Regions from separate parts of the Homo sapiens genome. Here regions 1, 2, 4, 5 and 6 are each linked to region 3. Evidence: chromatin contacts called from ENCODE Hi-C or POLR2A ChIA-PET data. All regions are on one chromosome and are shown on one strand. Each heading gives the region's core, a stretch centred on a gene start or an enhancer-like site at or near the end of the contact. The rest is flanking DNA. Distances are from core to core; before and after follow the strand shown.

Region 1 (3,443 bases), core at 13-2,512, 590 kb before region 3:
TGAAGTATCATCTGTTCCAAAGATGACAGGGACCTCACTGAGAAAGGAACTTAAAAGTTCTATCAAATTGGTTATAGTACAGGTTTTGGGGGAGGAGGAGGGAGAGGGGGATAGCAGACGTAGATTTAGAGTATGGGAATTGGACAATTAAAATGGAAAGAAGGTTCAAATATGTTGAGAAGCAAGTCAGTACATGTGCAAAAACAGAAAACACCATGCACATGTAGATTTAGAAGAATTGCTAATACCCGCAGTGTTCCAATGAGGCATAAACGCAAACCATGGCGTGCCCTGCAGGGTCTCTCTGTGTGTTCATTACTTTTAATACCATTCTGTGCAAGCCTCAGAGGAACACAGCCAACTCCCACATCTTGGGGTTAGCATAATCTTGCTGTGGCTGGCACTCAGCCTGTGCTTGACTAAGTCTGCTGATGTTTCTGAGAGGAGAAAAAAAATGGAAAGCATTTGGTTTGGTTGTACAGATTGCTTTCTTTTATAAAGTGGGGGTGGGCTGGTTGAAGTGGTGGCAATGTATGTTTTCAACTGGGCTAAGTCTTGAAAATTACAAAATACAACAAAATGAAATTAATTCTTTTTGTTAATCATCAGGATTTATTGCTGTCCTTTTGGGGGGTGAGAACTTGATGTGGAAACACTGATCATACAAAAGAATTACAATAAAGTTATGACATCTCTCCCATCTTTTCCAGAGCTTTTTTCTGTTCCCTATCATTGCCTGGATAGTGGTTATTCAAATGCTAGTTAATTAAATTTTGGTAAGGACCAATGCAACCAGATTTATCTTAGTCTCTTCATCTTCTGTTCCTAATTTACCCTTTAAGGAACTCTGATTGCAAATCCCATAGAAGAAAAATCAGAGGGTGATGAGAGGAAGGAACAGAGATTGTGCTGAGTTTTATCAACTAGGAAATAAAGTGAAAATGAATTTTCAAAGTGCTGGAAAGGGGCAGAGACACACAGGCTTATCCCCTGTGCTTGAGCATGATAGTTTCACTATAGTCCCTACTTTGTTCATGTGTTCAAGGTATGTTTTTTTCTCTCTCTCCCTCCCCTTTCCAGAGGTCTAAGGCTCTCAAATTGAGAGAAGCTCAAAATATCACATTGTTGGGAAAGAGCTGACTCTGGCTTTCTTCAGGGAATTTAGAGGCCCAGTGACTTAGAGCAAATCACATGGCTGGTGATTGGCTTTGTCTCTGTTTTTATAAGTGATTAAAAAGAAAACCACTTCAATAATCCTCAGACCTCTGCTCTCGCCTGGGATCTCTTCCAACCAGGCCTGCTCAGCAGAACCCCTGGGAGGAGGAAAGCACACGAGCTCTCAGCCAAAAAATTAGAAAAAGCAACAAAGACATTGGAACCGGAAACTTCAGTGTGGGCCAGAATTCAAGGGCAATACCTTTTTCCCTCCTGGTTTGAGACTCACATTCAGTACTCCCATTTCATCTTTAGTTCCTCCTCTCTCAGCTTTCAGGGCCTTCACGAAACCTTGGAGCGTGATTTGATAAACATTTGCTTTGAACACAGAGACAGTGTGGCTCTGAGTTGCCAGTGGACAATGGAGTGACAATAATAACAATGAGATGATTTAAATCGCGTATGATTCTAAAGACAAGTAATGTGTTACTGGGGACAGAAGACTTTGCTCTATCCTGGGGGGGTACTCTTAAATGAAGGAATTTCAGAACAGATTTCCCAAATGAATGCATTTCTTAGTCCCTAAACAAACCATTAACAAAACTTAAATTTATTTAGTATTCTTTAGATTGACCTGTATTAGTTTTCATTCTAACATCCATATGTAGGTTTTCGAAATCTAAATCTAAGTGAGGAAGGCCCTGTGTTCCAGGTCCTGAAGTCTGAATGCCTGTGTTAGAAACCTAGCTCCTCTATCTATTTGCTAAATGATCTTCAGTGAACATATGACCTTTCTGGCTCCTCATTCCTCATTTATAAAATGGAGTAATAATAAGGAATCTGCCCCCTGGGGGTGCTTGAAGAAGTAAAGGAAATAATGTGTATAAGATATTTTACACAGTACCTGCAACATAGGGAGTATTTAAGAAAAATGACTATGTTACCTTTAGAACAGGAAAGTTGCTTTTATGCTTTTCTGTATTCCTATATTATGTAGCGTTTTAAAAAGGGAATAATGAATAAAGGATAGTAGTTCTGGAAGATAGTCATTTAGTCATTTTCTCTAACTCTTTTTTCACCTTACAGGCAGATGATCAAATTACTGAGTCTTTTTGTTACAAAGTGGTATTGGCAGAATATTTCCTTTAGAATATTGTAGTGTGGTTTCCCCTTCTAAAATTACTAAAATGCCAGGAAATTATCCATTCTGGAGTCATAGTGGGTTTAGTGTGCTTGAGACCTTGAGTATTTTCTTGTGTTTATGGTCATATAAATGCAGACACACAGAAAACAAGGTTATATAAAGTAACATTTGTACCTTGAATCATATTCATTTAATGTTTTATATTGCTAAAAAATACATTGTATTGCTATTTTTGTTTCACCCAGAAATATCTGGATGAAAGAAAATCCAGAAGGAATTATGATTTCTGCACATGACTTGTTTTTTTATTTTATGCTATTAGCTATTTAATACTGCAAGTATTTGTACAATGGTCAAAACATTAGAAATAATTAGTCTGAATGTGTTTAAACCTCAACAGAAAACACTTGTGTTCTAACAGATCTAAATATTTAATGAGATTTTGAAAACCACAATTACAGCTTTTTATAGAAAAGGAACTTTACCTCTGAGACCTGGAAAAAGACTGTTTATTATATAAAGAAAGGGACTTTTTATATTTTTAATATATAATTTAATAAGAATTCTACCATTCCAATCTTAAAATCTACAGTTTGAGAAGAAAAACAGAAAAGTCATGTCAGAAAAATATTTTAGAAGGGTAGCACCTATTTATTTTTTAGGAAAATGTCCAAAGTATACAGAAGGCAGAAATCTAACTCAGGCTGTTTTAGTTTATTGAATTTTCTGTTCCTTGGAAATCATAGCACAATTCTCTAGAGACACCTATAAGGATGTATTACATCATAAAGTACACCAAGGATACTAACCCATGTTATTAAACTGTCAACATACATTATACTACAATTTGTCCTCAATCCAATGCAACTAAAAGCCCCATTGTTGGCAGGAAGTTTAAAACATAAGAGTATTCTCTAATCATCTAAAGCCTAAGGTACTTTGGGGGAAAAATGCTGTAGTAATTGCTCCACTACTCCATAGTGGCATGTGTGAATTTCATTGGTTTTGTACAGCAAATGTTCAGCTATTACAAGAAAGGATTCAGAAGGATTACCACTTAAAGGCTTTTACTAGTGATGCTGCAGATGTCTCATTTCACAGCATATTAATAGTGGTTTTGTATAACACCAGCAGGGAGAAATAA
Region 2 (3,679 bases), core at 231-2,730, 590 kb after region 3:
ATTTGTAAATATGTAAGTTTCTAAATTACTTTAATGTTTATAAGCCTGTCTTAGTCATTCTCCATTTTTAAGTTAAACCAAGTCTATCAAAAATACAAGGTAGTCTTGGTCTCTCTCCTGTGCTCAAATAACTTGGCCTAATTATGTGGTTGGCTTTACAGACAACTGAAAAACCGTGTATAAAGATTATGCATTTACTTTTTTACAGAAAGTTGAATTGTATGTCTCTTACACTACTCTTGCCATACTCCATCTCTCTCATCACCCTTCCCAAGTCTAACTAGCAAAAAGTTAAGTTACATAAAGTAATATTTTAAAGCTAGTGGGTCTGTGCATTCTAAATACACAAGACACTGGAATGGCCTATCAGTTCCTCTTCTCCCTCCCCATCCCCCACTTTTATTTTACTCTTTTGAGAATCAGTGAGGCCACACTTACTGAGTGTTACTGAGGCTTTTCAGGCCACTTGAATATCTACATCATAGCAATATTGCACCTCAAAGAAACTGTTCTCAGCATAGATGGGAAAAAAATCACTCACTTGAGCAAATGATCGGACAAAATTGTACAAAAACATTTTTAAAACTGCTAGGGTTTGAACATTTATCCCCTCTAAAACCCACATGGAAATTTAATTCCCAATGTGGCAGTATTGACAGGTGGAAATTTTAAGTTGATTGGGTTATAAGGGCTCTGCCATCCTTAATGGATTAATCTATGTATGGATTAATGGGTTCATGGATTAATGGGTTATCACTGGAGTGGGACTGGTGGCTTTATAAAAAGAGGAAGAGAGACCTGAGCTAGCATGCTCAGCCGCCTCACCATGTGATGCCCTGCACCACCTGGGGACTCTGTAGAGAGTCCTAGCAGCAAGAAGGCTCTCGCCAGGTGCAGCCCCTAGATCTTGGACTTCTTGGCCTCCATAATTATAAGAAATAAATTCATTTTCTTTATAATTTACCTAGTTTCAGGTATTCTGTTATAAGCAACAGAAAGTGGAAGAAAATACAAACAGTTGCAAGCATAGATAGTAGTGGAAAGATATATCTTTGTGGTGAATATTTCCCCAATTCAATTCTCAATGACTTCACAATGTGAATGGGTGCTGTGTACTTCAGCTTCCGTGTTTAATGTGCTTATTTGTAAGATGTAAATCATATATACCTCATGGGAGTTGTTCGCAAAATTCAATAAAAATAACCTGTTTACCAAGCAGAGCCCCTACCATGCAGAAGATACTAAATCAGTTATTTTCCTCTCGTCCTCCTTAAAAATTAGTTTCAAAATCCATTTCAAATATTCAAAGCTACTTGTAGACTCCAAAATCTACATTTAAATCAAGAAAACACGGTAAAAAGGTGGTCAATAATGCTGACCCTTAATGAAAGTACCACACTGTTTTGAGAGTATAGATCCCCTCTTCATGGATTTTGTGTCTCATAGCTTCTTATTGCAAGTAAACAAGAGCCTTTTGTGGTAATCTCTCCCACGTGAGCAATGGGAACAGATTGTTTTCAATCTAACACAAACAAGAAATTGCTTAAGTAAAGGTAGTGACTGTATGAATCATAAACCACTTTCTCAGATAACAGCCATTATGTAAGTCTGTGGATAAATTTGACAATTTTTATTTCATTGCCTTTTGACAGCCCTTTAGAAGGGTTTAAGAGAACAAGATCTGACTACAGCTTTCAAAAATTCATCACTGAATATTTGTTACCCTTGCTCCCTGTGATAGCTGAAGAACTAAGATAATGCCCTTCAAATGGAGATAAATTACAATCTTTCAAAAGATTATCACGGGCTTAATCGAGTTTGCTCCAGCAGCTGAACAGCCTGTGACCTTGTTAGTTACACAACAAACATATCTGTTACTTTATGTTTCTATAGGTAGCGGGGTAGAACCTTTAAACTACATGTTTTCTGTATATAAAATGACAGATTTTTTTAGATAAAACAGAAGATGTTTTATTTTAAAAGAATATACCAAGCTACTTCATATATTTAGTGTAATTTTTTAATGATTTGTGTTGAAATAACTTCAGAATTACCAAAAAGTTGAGAAAATAATATAAAGACTATATGGATACCTCTCACTCAGATTCCTCAAATGTTAAAATTTTATAGATGTGTAGTGTGATTTAAAAGAGGACGATGATTCCTGATTCAGAAACAGGAGTCTTGTATAATTCTGTGATAACATATTATATGTCTAATAAAGGCATAGGGATTTCACATTGAAAATAATTTAGGAGAATGTTAGAGAATCCACATTCTCAATTTCTTTGAAAGAAATCAACTGACAACTTTTACATATAAATGTAACTAACTGCAGGTGTATGAACACATCCCAGCATATGGTCCAGTTTATGAAAACTACAATACTACATCTTGGGAAATTAAAGTACTTTTATCCTGAATATAATGTTACAAATAGCATGGAAATCAGCACTTCGGGTGTTCCAGGATGTCAGCACATCAGCAGTTATACCAGAGTGCCAGCCTTCAACAGAAGGGAGGGAGAGTTTGAATGGAATTAATTATTAAATGGTAACATTTAATCCTAGATCCTTATTATGAGTGCCAAGAGAAAACATCTGTGGGTGCTTAGAACAGACAGATTTGGAGCATCCATACAGATTCTGCTAGGTTTGATGAAACCTCCCAGGGAACAAGGTGATTTGGGAAGCTAAACATTTATTCTCCCACTTACACTCATAACCTCTCTGGAAATAGATGAGTCCGTGGTACCAAGAATGACTTTATGACTTACCCCATGTGGCAGAGAAGAAAAGGAAAGGCGCTTCCTTTCCACTTTTGCCGTGTCAGGGCTATTTGAAACGAGTTCAGTGTCCATGGAAGAAAACTAAATATCACTGTATTGGACAATCTAGCAGCAGCTGCCATCTGTATGACAATATCCATTTATTCTGTTCCCTGCCACCTCTTGCATCTCTGTTGCAGTGTTCTTTTGTAAGTGTTCCTGACATTTTGTTTATCTTTCTTTTAAACATTCTGCCAAGATTATGTCTGAAAATGAGGGGAAAAAAAACCCTCCATTTTTCACTTGCTAAATCTGTTACAAGGGAAACAATTCAGTGCCATTCTCAAAATACTAAGGAGCTTTCAAGATACTGAAAATTCTCCAGTAAGTTGCCAAGCAAAATCAGGGCTAGAGTATAAATGTGAAAGGGACAAATAAGTTCTCATACATGATGCTAGTTGGATGGGATCAAACTCTTAATGGATGGCCTATTCTCTCCATTGTTTAAACGGCAGGCTTAAATAAAAACACATTTTCCCTCTTAGCCTCATAAGTAGACACATATATATAAACACTTTCTATACTTCTTAATGAAAGAGAGTCCTTTCTGAGGTACCTGAAGAAATTTAAAAATTTAGTATTAAAATTATTTTGATTCACAAATCATAATTGTGCACATTTATGGGGTACAATGTGATGTTTTGATATATGTACACAACATGGCATGATTAAATCAAACTGATTCACATATCCATCATCTACCTTCCCTATCATTTTTTATGGTGAGACGTATGAAATTTACTCTCCTAGTTATTATTAACTAGAGTCACCCTGCTGTGCAATAGATCTCAAAACCTAACTTCCCTGTCTCTCTGAAACTTTGTACCCTTTAATTAACAATTCCACATTTCC
Region 3 (3,335 bases), core at 709-3,208:
TAAGCACTTGCAAGTGAAAGGGAGGGAGGGAGAAAAAGGAGTGTGCCCAAAGTTATTTCAATAGGCAAGCTCTAAAGTATTCTAAGGTTAATACTGACTAATTAATGACAGCACCAAATGGAGCCAAAAGCGTGAAGTCTGCAAATGCCTAGTAATGAGGGCAGCATAGATATACCCCACTCCCACTTTCCATGTATGTTTGTAGGTCTGGCTGCAAAATGTAATTGAGGTAAATAGGGTTTTCAACTTATTGCTTATTCTTTAATACTGAGAAAGCATTTGGCTATTCTCTTTTCTTACTTCAAAGAACCCCACTCAATTAACTCTAGTAAATCTTATACCTGGTAGCGTCACCACTAGAGTCCATGACATAGAAATCTTTGAAGGGCATTTATAGAAGGAGGGGGAGACAGAACCACACCATACATTCAGAACACATTCATCTCTTTGCAGTTAGAACTGATGAGCCCTAACTGTTGGGGTGGGCTGGAAGAAGGGGGCTTGCTGTTTTCAACTCCTTATGCTTATGAAAACCAAGGCTCTCCATTCTTAAAAAAAAAAACAAAAAAAAAAAAAACTCTCAAATCCAAATCATTTTTTAAAGCACCCTGACCCTTTAATAAAAAGAGCCAGTAAGATAGCATCTGAAAAAAAGAAAGACAGATTTTAGGAACAAAGGATTTTTTTCCTCGTGCTTTGTTTTCCCAGTCTTGAATTAATCACAGCTGTCTTTCCCCAGCAAAGGTTATTTTTATCTAGCATGCTTTAAATTAAAAAACAACAAAAACAAAGGGAGCAATCTGATGTTCTTCAAGCTCCCAGAGCCCTTGCACAGAAAAAGAAGCATTTGCTCTGTGCAGCTAAGAATCCAGCTTTTAATTCTATCTTTTCTTGTGTTTACATAAACTTTCGTTTGCATTTCAGAAGCCTTATGGAAAGATTCCTGTGGCTGACCCAGGAGTAGTGGTGAATTTCTCCATCAAGTGAGTATTGATGAGCTGCAAAGTTCAGTGAACAGGAAAATTCTGCTCCTTTTATTGCCAATGTGACAGGTTACTTTATTACCATGCCTTTCACAGCAATTTAACAGTTACCCTGGTAACGGATTCAGTGAGGTAATGGGATCACAGGCATTGGAGCGGAGGCAGGCTGGCCGCTCGGCGCAGCCATCTGCTGGCTGCTGTTCCGGAGGCTGTCTGCCTGGAGGAGCCCTGACAGTCACGGGGCCTGCATGGCAATGAGCAGGTGAAACCGCAGGCCTGCCCTATTTAGCTGTACTCTGGTGATTTGTCTTTCTAATTCTATTGAAATAATCATCAGGATTTGTTTCTGATTAATTAACTAACCTTTTGGTAAAAAGATTAGATAACGAAATTGCTGCCTATTCAGAGATAATGAGATTTTTATTACTCTGTCAAAGGAAAAAAAGTACATTTATGTGTCACCAGCCGCTGTGTCAAGAGGAAAAAAAAAAAGAGAGATTTCAGTCTTTGTCGAATGTGTATATTCCTCAACAGACGAAGGGTGTGCTTAATTCTGTAGGAACTCCCCAGCCTCGTTTGACGCCTTTAGGAAGAGTTTTTAAAACAGCAAACAAAGTAATAAACACATTTAGGCCAATAGGCTTTTGGGGAGGGTGCTAATTTGTTTTAAAATGTCTCCTAATGGGAGAGAAACGCTTGGGAGTCTGGGGAACTTGCCTGTACTGTGTGGGTGTATTTATGTAAGTGTGAGAGTGTGAAGAAAGCAGTAAAATCTCCGTGCGAGGCTTTAAAATGACATATGTAGACAGGCTGCTTTTCCTCCGCACTACAGATATGTCTTCGACTTGCAGTACATTTGTCTTCTGGCAGGAGCTGCACTCGGGCAATGGGAAGGGGAAATCATCCGAGCTTAGCAGGCTGGGAGGTCACCTGTGACTGTCACAGGTAGGCTGCCTTAGGAAATGAATTATTCTGACTGGCGGTGAGTAAAAAGGGAAGCAGCCCTTCTCCTGTTTCACTCCAAGACACGCAGCCAGTCAATTTAACCTTTTCTCTTAAGAAGTCACAGCTCAATCCTTTGTTAAGGGGGACTTTCATTTTCTCACTCCTCTGTGCCTTCTTCAATGCTGTGATGCCAAGAAAAAAAAAAAAATACCAACCCCGGGAAAAGCGCTTCCCTTGGATAAAGAGATGCCAAATGCGCCAAATAGGCTGTGTGAGCCAGGCAGCATTGGAGGGAACAAAGCGCAGTATATTTCCAAATAAAACTTCAAAGAGCTACAATATTGTTTTAATTACTAAAACCTGAGGAGGAAACACAGTGCATGTCTCTTCCTTCAATGCAATGAAACGGAGGAGTGGGAGAAAGGGCCAAGTGGCAGGCTGGGACCCAGCTGAGCATTTTGTGAAAGTGTATTTGTGTCACTGTCTTTTCAGAGTCAATGAGACACTTATGTTTCTTGTGATATCCTGTGGCCTTGGCTGCCTCCGTTTGTGTGTGTATGAAAATGAAAAGATTTCAAGTTCTAAAAATGGAAGTTTCTATTCTGAATTTCGTATGGTTCACAGACAAGTTGCAACAGACCAAAGGAAAAAAAAAAAAGAAAGAATGTGCAGGGGATCAAATGTGAACATTCCAGAGCCCACTTTCCTGTCCTGCCTGGCGTTCCCACTCTCCTTCCCCTCTTTATTCCAGTTCCTCCTGCACCTCCAATTGCCAGCTAACAGGCTCCATTCCTGATAACAGATGCTTGACAAAGAAAGAGAAATAAGACATTAAAAAAGAGTAGACTGCTGCTGGGGGTGGGGATTTGATAGCACATTGCCAATGGCTTTTTACAGGAACTTGCTCTCCCTGGCTCACTACCAAGACAGGGAAAGAACAGGGCGGGGGAGGGAGCCTTTGTCCTCAAACTCCCAGTGAAATATAGGGTTAATATTAGCAATTATTATTAAAATTAGCCAAATGTTATTAAATGATCTTTGTATAGAAGAATAAGTATAGTTTTCCCTTTGGCAGACAATGACATCTGCAGCTCTACATTTTCATGAAATGACTATACTTAACAAAAACATTACTTCATTTTCATGGTATTTCTTTTGTGCCTAGGAGCAACCCTGTAATTGTTCACTTCAATTACAACATTACTATTTTAAACCGAAACCCATTTTATCTGCATGCCAGCTTTTTATTTGTTTTACCAACTATATCTATTTCCATTACTGCAAGGCTGATGGTTTGTCTCAAGAGGAAATCAAATCCATTAATTCAGAAATTTCAAGCCCGACTAGCTCTGCCATAAGCAGCATTTCTTATGCTAATAGCAAATGTGCTGAGACTGAAAGGAACTG
Region 4 (3,478 bases), core at 478-2,977, 570 kb after region 3:
AGTGGCACAATCTCGGCTCACTGCAACCTCTGCCTCCCTGGTTCAAGCAATTTTCTGCCTCAGCCTCCCGAGTAGCTGGGATTACAGACGCCCACCACCAAACCCAACTAATTTTTTTTTTTTTTTAATTTTTAGTAAAGACGGGGTTTCACCATCTTGGCCAGGCTGGTCTTAAACTCCTGACCTCGTGATCCACCCGCCTCGGCCTCCCAAAGTCCTGGGATTACAGGCGTGAGCCACCATGCCCGGCCCAACTTGTGTTTTTCAAAAGAAGTAATTAATAGAAAAATGAATGCTCCAAGGATCTTTGCAGGTTATATTCTATCTGAAAAGAGAAACGAATTCACCTGTAGTATCACCGTAAGCATTGTGAGCTTTGGCAATATATTAAAGTGTTATTCTTCAAAATTGTACACTGCCTTACTCTTCTGAAAGTACAGTTTAGCTAAAAGAATCTCAACAACTATGTTACTCAAGTGAGGTTTTCAAATTGCATTTTACTCAAACAAAGCTTTGTGTGTGTGTGTGTGTGTATGTGTGTGTGTCAGAGAGAGAGAAACACATTTTCAACCCTTCTCTACTGTAACCGGTTTATGTCTGAGAGTCAAATTACCCGGTTTGGATGACTGCTTGGTTCAAATAAGCTACATAATTGCAAACTTTCCACTTCGTTTTCTGTTGGGTAAACACAGAGTTTGTGTAAGTCTGTGGTTTTGTAATGCTACCGAGCCCACTCTCCCCAAACTGGTGCAGAGGCCACCAATCTCCTGTCTCCCAGGCCTGGCAGAGCATCACAGTGGCAGGATCGGCCTGGAGTGGTAAAACAGATTCACGCAGCCGCTATTCTCTGAGTCGGGAGAGGTGAGAAACTGCTCTACTATAAGTCTTTCACATTCTGGACTTGGCTAGCACCCTTACAGGAAGTGTGCAGGAAGCCTTCTGATTGGACCACAGAGTTAACCTGTGTACTGGGAACTTTATTTCTGATCTACACACATAAATCTACCTCACCCCACCTCTTCCATTCCTGTGAAGTGCCAGGAGCTAGCCCAAATGCTCAGCCTTTAAGCCACTACCAATGCTATCATCTTAACCTTGGTGTGCCTCAGTTTGCTCATCTGTAAAATGGGGATTATAATAGTACTACTTCATGAGGGTTTGTGATGATTAAATGAATTAATATAGTCAAAGTGCTGAATCTGTACCTGGCATTTAGTGAACCCTGGGTACATGTGATCATTACTCCCTTACCACGCCCTCCTCGCTCCTTAACCACCTCCAGGGTTGGTCCCACTGCCTTGATTTTACCGTAACTCACGGGTGTGCTCTGATTCTGGGTCTCTTCTCCAGCCGAAGGCCCTTGCAACTTGCCTAATGCTTTTGGGCACTTATTCCAGAGTCCTACCAATTTCCACACCAAGCATGACCTTTCTTATCACACTCTCCCAGGCCTCCACCCTACTTCCCTGACCAGCTGCTCCATGCAGTTCCAACACTAACAATATTCAAGTTTTGGTCTTGATGACAGGCTCTCTTTTTACATCCTAACCTGAGGGGAGACTGCCCGTGGCACATGTGGCTTGGAAGTTATCTGTTGGATAACTTTCCTCATCTTATAAAAGATAAAAGTGCTGGAGCCATGTACAATCAATCCCTTGCACCCCTCTGCCCCCCGTCCAGCTCTAGAACGGATATGGGGATGAAGCCATGTCTCTTGCCCTGAAACATACAGGATGTCAGTAACAGAGCCAGAAACTGGGGCCAGCTCTCGGCTTTCCCATGGCTATGTTCTACCCACTCAACTATAATGCCAAAAAAAAAAAAAAAAACCCACAGACATTTCATCAACCTGTCTCTTCTGTCAAATTGCGTTATTCTCAAATTGTGTAAGCCTTATGTAAACAATATCACTTCACACATGGGGTTCCATAAGTACATTTGCTGCGAGGTTCTCACACAGCAGGTTTTCTATAGATGGATAAATAAAAAGTGCCAAGATTTCAAACTTAAGAAAACACTTAAAGGGCGGCCATCCAGCAGCATTACAGTCATTTTTTGCCCTGAGGCACAGAAGCATGAGTTCTTTGCAACTGGACGGTTCTAGCTGTTGCTCATTACCAAGTGCTTCTAGGCAGATGGCTTCCCTACTCTACTAATCCACTGAGACCAAATGGCTGATGGATCTGATTTTTAAGGCACATAATTTTTATACTCTTGCTGCATTTTTCTTCTTTCATTTTCTTCTCGTCACTCTTCTGCTCCCCCACTCTCTCATTCGCTCTTCAGAATAACCACTATCTCTGTCCTCTCTCTCCGTTTTCTCCACTCCCTCTCTCGTAAACAACCCATAGTACTGCAAGTTCGCACATGTTTATTTGAAACTATTATGTCTAGGGAAGGAGAGTCTCTGTTAAAGCTCTCTTAAATAATGCAAATTCATGACCTAAAAATGGTCCCCCATCTATCTGATGTATATTTATAAGGTTGCTGGATTTTTATTGTTTTTTGTGCAAAGATGGAGTTTCCTCCTACTAGTTACTAGCTAAAAGTCATTAAATTAGCTTTCACTGTAATAAAATGAAAGCATTTACTTGATTGTTAAATAATTTAAAGCAGGCTCACTAAGGTATATTGCCACAACATAATATGTTGTAGCACAAAATGAAGATGCTAAAACCCTGACAAAGAACAGCTTTGGAATTCAGCAGCAGGTATGATAGTATATATATGTTATGCTGATTAAGATGTTATGTTTTAAAATAGACTTTCCTGCCTCCAATCTCTTCTCTATCCAATCTAAACCACAGTTGCCACCTTAATCCTACAGAAACATCACTTTACATACCTTTCAGAAATCTGCAGCTTCATATCATTTAGAGCATCGTTCTCCAGTGAGCATCAAAATCACCTGGAGGGCTTACTAAAACAGTTCGCTCAGCCCCATTCCACCGTTTCAGATCCAGTGGGACTGGAGTGGGGCCTGATAATTTACATATATAACATGCTTCAGGTGAGGATGAGGCTGTTGGAGTAGAGACCACACTTTGAAAAAGCATTGACATTGAAACCCAGACTTTCAGTTTGATTTTAATGCCCTTTTCTTTTAATAATATGGCCTTTCTCTATTCTTTGAAATGGACATCCATAAGTTCCTTTCACAGAGACCTGCTATTTTGGTGAAACTCTTCTCTTCTTTACCCCCAGAACAGATGTTGCCACCAGGATTGAGATAATTTCTGCTGTTTAAAACATACACTTACTCTTTCTGTAAAACTCAATCCCACCACTTCCGTGAGGTCTTCTCCAGATTCTACAGGATTTCAGGATTTCTTTCATCTGTGATTATAGTAGTATTGGCTTTTCTCTGCTGTGTATTTGACCATGGTATAAACTGCCTGGTATTATTACTTATCTATCCATAAATGTGATCAAGTAAACTAGTTTGCAGTACAAAGCAACCAATAAATTTGAAGATCCT
Region 5 (3,690 bases), core at 315-2,814, 730 kb after region 3:
TATCCTTAAAAGTGTTATCTTCGAGGAGCACAGTTTGTAATGCTGGAGTGAAAAGAAGCCTCCTTTCAGATGGCCAGCTTGATGCAGGCAAAGCTGCTAATTTGTTTTCAACTTCAAGGAGATTTAGAGCCTTGGCTTCCCCGGCAGTAGCTCACAGTGGAATTGTTTTCTTGCTCCTTCATGTAAGTCTGCTGCACGGCAATAAGAAAGGCCGGGGTGTTTACTGAACTGGCAGGACCAAATTCTTCTTTTTGCAGACAGACCTGGAGATTTGTTGCCCAGGACTTTTCTGACTTAATGGTGTACTCTTGGGAAAATACACCAATCTTTTTTCATATCTGAGGGCAACCACAGAACAGCCCACAGGAAGGAGCACTAGAGTCCAGTCACTTACCTGTTGGGAAAGGAAGAATCAGAGGGAAAGCTTTTGGCTCATGGGCCCTGGGCAGAGCTGTCATCAGCCCTGGCAGAAGTAGACAGCATACAAAGGAAACACACATCAACTAACACGCACCCTCAGAAAATGCTAGCCAGACTCAAACCTTTGGCAAGTGACACCCCTGGCTTTGCCTGCCAGTCTAGATGTGAGCATGGGAACGGAATGGCAGCCCATTGTGGTGGGAATGGCAGTTCCAAGTTGTCCTTTTCTGGCCTCCGGTTAAGTCCCCCGTCTGTTTAGACTACATTTACAGGAACCTATCAGTGGCACTTAGAAGGGGAATGTAGAAAAAGAAACTCTGCCAGGTGGTTCTATTTGTGCATTCTTGGTCAGCCATTTCATTATTATGTGGATTTCCATAGTTAATTAGATTAATTTTAGTCTATTACAATTTGATGGGATTTTTGTCCCAAAGTGGAGGCCTTTGGGTACTGAGAGTTGAAGTTTTAAGATTTCTTGGTAATGCCTGGATCAACATTCTAGGAATTGCTTCATTGCCAGCTTTCCTTTTTTGGTGGTGGAAAAGGCATGAATAATGCCTTCTTTGAAGCTTTAAGGCACACAATAAGCTAAGAACTCTCTAATTGAACTTTACAAGCTGAAGGGGCTGACTTACGGGCAGCATTTGAACAAACTTCTAGTCACCATAATTTAGTAAGGGTTGGCTGCCAAAAGCCATGTAAGGCTTTATTTGATCCATTTATGAATTAAGAGCCTGCAGTAAATTAATTACCATATATTGGGGCTAATAAAATCTAGCAGGATGAGAACGCCTTTGGGTTCATCTGCAGAGAGGAATAAGGACTGAGAGCTGCTTCCTGGTGTCTGAGTGTTTCTGGCTCGGGGCCTTCTGCAGTGCTGGGCAAGGGTGGTGTTCGTGCTCTGTGTCCACCAAAGAGGCATTTGAGCTAGCTTTTGGCTTTGCAACTGCTGGAAGGCTTTGCTCTATTGATCATAATAAGCTGTTCTGTCTTATTAAAGTTGCATCATGGAGTCTGGTTTTTAGGAGCCCTATTGAGAATTAGTTGCAGAAGAAGCGATTTGCTTGTATTTTCCGACAGTTAACAGGCCAAGCAGATGGGAGAGCAGACCTGAAATAGTTGGGTTGGCTGCCTGCCACTGTTCTATGAATTTTGATTTGCACGGATATGTAATAGTTGTATTTTTCCCTTTTTTGGAAGTACTTGCCTGTGAGCCTTGGGAAAATTAATCCTTGGTTTCCTGTAAAGTATACCCTTGTACGCGAATGTTGCTGCAGTGTTCCTTACAGACCCTGTGCTGTGTCCTATGTCAAACAGATCAGGACACCATAGACTGTGTGTTCAGTTGAAGAGGAGAAGAGGAGAGTTCTCGCTCCAGTTTCCCATGGCTCCTCAGGGAAAAACTGTTTTCATTCACAATTTACTTTGTGTTTTAAGATGTTTTCCCTTTCAAAGGGGGGGATTATTTTTCTTTTCCTTCAGGCTGTGTTCACCAAAATATTGAATAAATGCAAGAAAGGATGTTAAATTTAAGCTTAAGAAAAGGAATTTATAGACAAATGTGAAACAAGCATGAATGTATCTGGGTGAAGATCTGAGTTCTTCCTAAATCAGTTAAAATCTTGTCTTATTAAACATTAAATATATATGCAAAATAATATTTTAAAACATATGCATAAGATATAAGAAACAACATGAAAGCAAACGTATATTTCCTATCACTAGATTAAGTAATAGAAAATTTCACTTTCAGGACTTTTTTAACCCCTCAGTGATCCTTCCTTAACCCTATTGTGGTTGTTGCCCTCCCTACATAGCCGCTATCCTGAATTTTGTGGTTTTTATTCCCATGTTTTATCATATACCTCTAAATTCCTAAATAATGCATTGCTTAGTTTTGCATGGCTTTGCACTTTGCATAAATGGAATCACATATGGTATATTTTTCCAACTTGCTTTTTTCACTCAACATGAAGCATGAGTTCACTGTTAATGCTGCATCATGTTGTTTGAATATACCATTATTATTTATCCATTCTTGTGCCCATGGACTTTTGGGTTGTGGCCAGTTCTTTACTATTTCACACACTTTCTCCTGGTATCTAAGCCAGTTGTTAAACAAACCAATCTACTTTAAATAGTGTGCGGCTATTTTTTTTTAAAGATTTGTTTTGCTAACACGGTACGTCACAAAATATTTTAGGTATTATAGATTATAAAATGACTTTGTTACACACTTCAAAGAAAGTTCCATATTTACACAATAGTGTAAAGGAACAGGAGCTTTGTTTGTCTGCTCTTAATAGCGGTCTAGATAAGTCATTGCTTCTGCAAAATGCATTTCATTAATATTTGTTAAAACTACAGCTTGAAGAGTCAAATGGAATTTTAAGATCAGAAAGATAAACAGAAGGAAAAGAAAACCTCCAAGAAGTGCCTACTTCATTTCCATATGCTGCATTCACCTCTCCTTCTTGGGTTCACAGAGCGTTTATTGTTTGCACTCGCCCCTCAGATGGCTCTAGGCTTCTCTGGTTACTTCTCTCCAGTAGCATTCACCAAAGGCCTTTGATGACATCTCTTTGACTTCATTTAATGTTGAGAACACACTAAGTTCTCAATAAATATGTACCATTTTTCAAGTATGACTTCTGAGACAGGCTTTGTTGAACAAGTAGAATGCTACATCTCTACTTCTGCAGCCCATCTCCTTGCTGCCAGCAGGCCTTTGTGTGGCCAGCTGTCTCATGTCTTTTAGCTCTTGGCAGAGATACTACCTCCCAGAAAGGCATTTCTTGACTCCCTTTTCCAAAATAGTCTCTCTCCTATTACTTCCTAAACCTTTGCCTTATTTTCATCAAGAATTTAGTACTTAAAATTATAGCTGCTTGCTTGGTTATTATCTCTCTTGCCCCATGTGGGCATGGAGTCTGTCTTGTCCGCTACTGTATTCCAAGCACCTAGAAGTGCCTAACGCCGTGAGGGGGCAGAGCATAAAAATGGATGGAGAAAGTGAATTTCCCTTAAATAACAGATAGATTAAGGGTATTTCTAAAAAAATGATGGCCGTAGTCTCATGGAATGAATCCTGACAGGGACAAGAGTCATTTAAACAAGTCATTAAACTCTTTAGGCCTTATTTTTCTGTCTATAAAATGGGATTAAGGATTTAGTAAACATAAAATATTAACGGATACAATATTGCTATAAAAAATGGAAACATTATTATGAGAATGTGTTACAGATACCTAAACTGCCACTGGCCATACT
Region 6 (3,449 bases), core at 539-3,038, 710 kb after region 3:
AAAAGTCTGGTACCTTAGACCCTTTGTGAGAATTTGCCCATGTTGTTTTCTCAGCAAGCTGCAAAGCGTAAATTGCTTTGATCATGGTTCTGAAAGGAAGAGTTGTCTCCATCACATTTACGAAAAGGCAGAATTAGAAGTGACCAAAATTCAGTTGTTACAGGTTTGTCCTTTAGGGATGGAAATTCAGCCTCAATGATTAGTTCTGGAGAAAAGATCAGTGCCTAATTTAAGGAAATGGTTTTTAAAGCTTCCCCTGCTTTGCTAAAGAAGCAGTGACGTCAGGCAGAAAAAGGGTGGTTAAAATGCAAAGTAAGAGACTGCAGCAGTGGTCGCCTCTAAAGAGCTGTGATTTCCCCTACGTAGTAGTGGAGTCTCTTTCTAATGCTTTTTAAATGAAGAGGTGACTATGGGCAATCTCATAAAACAGCCCAATACCAGGATATGGAGAAAACGTGAACATTAAGTAATCGTGCCCCAGCATTCTCATAGACTATAACAATATTGGCTCTGAGCAAAGTAAAACACCATTCCCCCTCTGGTTGTTGGTGATCCCGGGATTGAGGGGTTAATAGCAGGATCGGTGTGGATATTTTTGGCAATAGACGTGAGAAAGCTGTGGCAAGCTTCCCTGTCAGGGTTTAGACCTGATCCCAGGTAAAGGAGGGAATCTCTCTGCCTTCTGGAGGCTTGCTTCTCGGCAGTCCTGGGTTTCGCCTTCTCCTTCTACCTGGCAGCAGAGCCACCTGAATGTCTCTTTGTTGGGTCTGGGTGGAGCAGGAGTGCTCGAGGGAGCACTCTCCAGCCCTACCCTGGCCACCTATCCTCACTGGCTGTCGGTTTCCTGGTACTGAAAGCATCACTGACCAACACAGTGAAATGCCCCAGTGATGAAAAGCTGTCCCCACCAACACTCCAGCTTTGGATCCTTCCTTGCCCATCAGCACTCAGGAAGCCCTTGAAAGAAGGTGAACGGAGAAAATATTGCCAGGGTTTCCCTGCAGATTGCCCGCCCCCAACCCAGCCCTCTGATTACACACACTAAGTGCCGCTCTCTGTGTAAATAACCTTTTCTTCCCTGCCTCCCTTCAGCCTCCCTGCTCCCCCTCCCATGCTCTTAGGCTCTCTCGCGTGATAAATAGCCAGGCTACTGCTCAGCATGCACTAACACCTGGGAATAATCATGCAAAAATAACAGTGAGAGACTGCCGCGCGTCTGTTCTTGACATTAACTTTCCTCGGTTTGACAGGCTGCCACCACCAGCTGTTAGACTTATGGGTCTTTTTTTTCCAGTGGAGATGGCTGCTTTCCTGCTTTCCTCTTTTTTTGGGTTCTAATAGGTTACATCAGTGTCCTATCAAGATGACAGAAAAGAGCTTTGACAAAGAAACCATTGCTAAAACAGGCCAGTTCTCTATTCTGATATTTTATTCCAGTTGTTAGTATTATTAGACTAATAATCCCCCACTGATTTTTAAATGAGGAATATCTGATTAGAACTATATTAGTGTTTCTCCCCTCAGAAAGGGATTTGTTGTTGCCTCTTGTGAATTGCCTTTGAATGTAGCAAATACTAGCATTTGGTCCCATAGGGCCAAACCACCTATCGATTTCAGGTCTCAGATATATTTGTAATAATGATACTAATATTGACAATAGCAATAGCCCCTGTTTATTGAGTGCTACCTTCTACCAGGCCCTGAGCTAAAGTTATTTGTATGATCTTCTGTAGTAGTCACATGAGCCAGATGTTATTTCCGTTTTACAGATGAAGGCACTGATTCCCCAGAGCGATCAAACTACTTGCTTAAGGTTTTGTAGCTAACAGTAGAGCTGGATTCCAACCCCCAGTGAAGACAGATCCCTGCCCCACCCTGTCTTCCATTAACACGCTACTTTTTGCTCTCAGGCCACCATGAAAGTTCCTTTGGTTGTAGTTCTACAATTATCCTTGTAATTTTGCTATATTTGTATGATTATCTGACCAGTGTCACAGTCTTGCCCACTACACAGTCAGTCCAGAAGGGCAGGGACCTGGTCTGTTTGGGCCACTCTTGTTCTAGCAGGTTGCACGGTGCCTGGCAAATGGCAGGTGTGTAGTAATTATTGGGTGGATGTGTGATAAGAGTTGAGGTGAGCTGACTGTTAGGGCAGCAGTGCATGAGAAAAAGCTGCAACTAGAGATTAGGAGGAGGAGATTCTGTAGTAGTACGGGACTCATCAGGGCCTTCATGGTGATCCCATCATTGCCATAAAATTGTAAAATGGAGGTGGGTTAAGCCAGTTGACTGCTGCCAGATGTCAGTGTATGAAAGAAGCAGTATTTCCCCAGGCTGAGCTTCTCAAGGTTAAGCCCCCTTTCTTGTATTTTTAACATACTTTAATTGCACTTAACCATGCATTTGGAGGGGATTATAGATTTATGTTAAATATAGTAGGATATAAAAAGGAGCTTTGGAAGGTTGGGTGCAGGGTTAGGGAACTATAATATCAGACCAGGGACTTTTAAGCCAGTGTTTACTGACCTAAGCACTATGCTGAGCATTCACTTTGCACGGATTATCTCACTGAGTCTTCACTGCAACGCTTGTGGGGGTAATTGTTATTATTACTCCCATTTCTTAGAACTAGACACTGAGTCTTAGAGAAGAGAAGCGCGGTAACTTGCTCAGGGTTCCACACAGCAAGTACTGACAGGGTCAGCATTTGAACCCAATTCTGTCTGCTAACAGAACCAGAGGTTCAAGTCCTGGTATGCTGCCTCCTCACTGGAGGGAGTCCTTGTGGAAACTGTTGCCACCCTCTGCCTTAATGACCTTCATTGGCTGAAGAAATTATGGTTCAGTGTATGGATCACTGACCTGAGAAACCAGGGTGCAGTGGAGTTGATCTTTTGTATAAGGCAAAAATAACTACTGAAAATGCTTTAAAATCCTCCTTTACATATGATACATGTGACTTCACGTTTGACACTGAGATACACAAGAGAACTGAAACCTTTTGGGGGGAAATTCTTACCTAGCAGAAAGAATTGGCCACACTCTTTGAATTACTTCCCTTCCACCCTTCTTCTGTTTCCCAGTGTATGTTGAACTCCTGTCAATTTTCTGCTTGTGGGATGCCATCGTTTTATGTGTACCTAGGCTGCCACTAGAGACAGCTTATTACACTTGTACAAATATGGGCCACAGTTTTCTCTCGACTGAGTAGGTTGGGCTAGGCGACATTCTGTGATTGTTTCAGGCAGAGGGTGGAAGCACAAACTCCAGCATTCTCTGGTTGGGCAAGTCACGTGGCAAGGCTGCAGTGAAGCTCAGTTCTGTCAGTTGATGCCATGAGGAATGTGGGCCCAGGAGAGCACATAATCCAATAATTATTTTACGAAATAGGAGAAATTTAAATTCTTTCCTAATTTATTAAAGTGTTGCTAAAAAAAACTGGAATGTTT

What was found. A loop is a pair of places that touch in the nucleus more often than their neighbours do. ChIA-PET counts read pairs that join two places held with the same protein, here RNA polymerase II (POLR2A). Pooled maps may share reads with other maps.
Region 1: a map of chondrocyte shows a loop between it and region 3 (2.8-fold over the local background). The contact joins two enhancer-like sites. A Hi-C loop is called at or near these places in 3 of 168 maps with a recorded cell type or tissue (Calu3, ascending aorta and chondrocyte) and 2 of 50 pooled maps. POLR2A ChIA-PET finds 5 or more read pairs at or near these places in 1 of 52 experiments (MCF 10A).
Region 2: a map with no recorded cell type shows a loop between it and region 3 (5-fold over the local background). The contact joins two enhancer-like sites. A Hi-C loop is called at or near these places in 1 of 168 maps with a recorded cell type or tissue (endothelial cell of umbilical vein), 4 of 37 single-sample maps with no recorded cell type and 4 of 50 pooled maps. POLR2A ChIA-PET finds 5 or more read pairs at or near these places in 2 of 52 experiments (MCF 10A and Panc1).
Region 4: a loop to region 3 is called in a map of MCF 10A, with 7 times the contacts of the local background. The contact joins two enhancer-like sites. A Hi-C loop is called at or near these places in 1 of 168 maps with a recorded cell type or tissue (MCF 10A). POLR2A ChIA-PET finds 5 or more read pairs at or near these places in 4 of 52 experiments (MCF 10A, OCI-LY7, Panc1 and 1 more).
Region 5: a map of ascending aorta shows a loop between it and region 3 (2.3-fold over the local background). The contact joins two enhancer-like sites. A Hi-C loop is called at or near these places in 2 of 168 maps with a recorded cell type or tissue (Calu3 and ascending aorta) and 1 of 50 pooled maps. POLR2A ChIA-PET finds 5 or more read pairs at or near these places in 2 of 52 experiments (Caco-2 and MCF 10A).
Region 6: a loop to region 3 is called in a map with no recorded cell type, with 20 times the contacts of the local background. The contact joins two enhancer-like sites. A Hi-C loop is called at or near these places in 18 of 37 single-sample maps with no recorded cell type and 5 of 50 pooled maps. POLR2A ChIA-PET finds 5 or more read pairs at or near these places in 2 of 52 experiments (WTC11 and activated B cell).

Annotation. Positions count from the first base shown.
Region 1 is chr5:126,000,415-126,003,857 of GRCh38, reverse strand. The region is part of intron 2 of LOC124901056 (a long non-coding RNA gene); the gene reads left to right. Among named protein-coding and RNA genes, the nearest start is that of LINC02039, 180 kb to the left of the region's middle. Within about 2 kb of position 1,262, at least 14 of the 41 ENCODE cell types and tissues checked have a DNase peak (open chromatin) inside an H3K27ac peak, as active enhancers do.
Region 2 is chr5:124,822,862-124,826,540 of GRCh38, reverse strand. No RefSeq gene overlaps it. Among named protein-coding and RNA genes, the nearest start is that of ZNF608, 78 kb to the right of the region's middle. Within about 2 kb of position 1,480, at least 2 of the 41 ENCODE cell types and tissues checked have a DNase peak (open chromatin) inside an H3K27ac peak, as active enhancers do.
Region 3 is chr5:125,410,759-125,414,093 of GRCh38, reverse strand. No RefSeq gene overlaps it. Among named protein-coding and RNA genes, the nearest start is that of LINC02240, 81 kb to the left of the region's middle. RefSeq lists an enhancer at 1,929-2,428. Within about 2 kb of position 1,958, at least 17 of the 41 ENCODE cell types and tissues checked have a DNase peak (open chromatin) inside an H3K27ac peak, as active enhancers do.
Region 4 is chr5:124,840,896-124,844,373 of GRCh38, reverse strand. No RefSeq gene overlaps it. Among named protein-coding and RNA genes, the nearest start is that of ZNF608, 96 kb to the right of the region's middle. Within about 2 kb of position 1,727, at least 3 of the 41 ENCODE cell types and tissues checked have a DNase peak (open chromatin) inside an H3K27ac peak, as active enhancers do.
Region 5 is chr5:124,675,470-124,679,159 of GRCh38, reverse strand. All of the region lies in intron 3 of ZNF608 (zinc finger protein 608), which reads left to right. Among named protein-coding and RNA genes, the nearest start is that of ZNF608, 69 kb to the left of the region's middle. Within about 2 kb of position 1,564, at least 12 of the 41 ENCODE cell types and tissues checked have a DNase peak (open chromatin) inside an H3K27ac peak, as active enhancers do.
Region 6 is chr5:124,704,575-124,708,023 of GRCh38, reverse strand. The region is part of intron 2 of ZNF608 (zinc finger protein 608); the gene reads left to right. Among named protein-coding and RNA genes, the nearest start is that of ZNF608, 40 kb to the left of the region's middle. Within about 2 kb of position 1,788, at least 9 of the 41 ENCODE cell types and tissues checked have a DNase peak (open chromatin) inside an H3K27ac peak, as active enhancers do.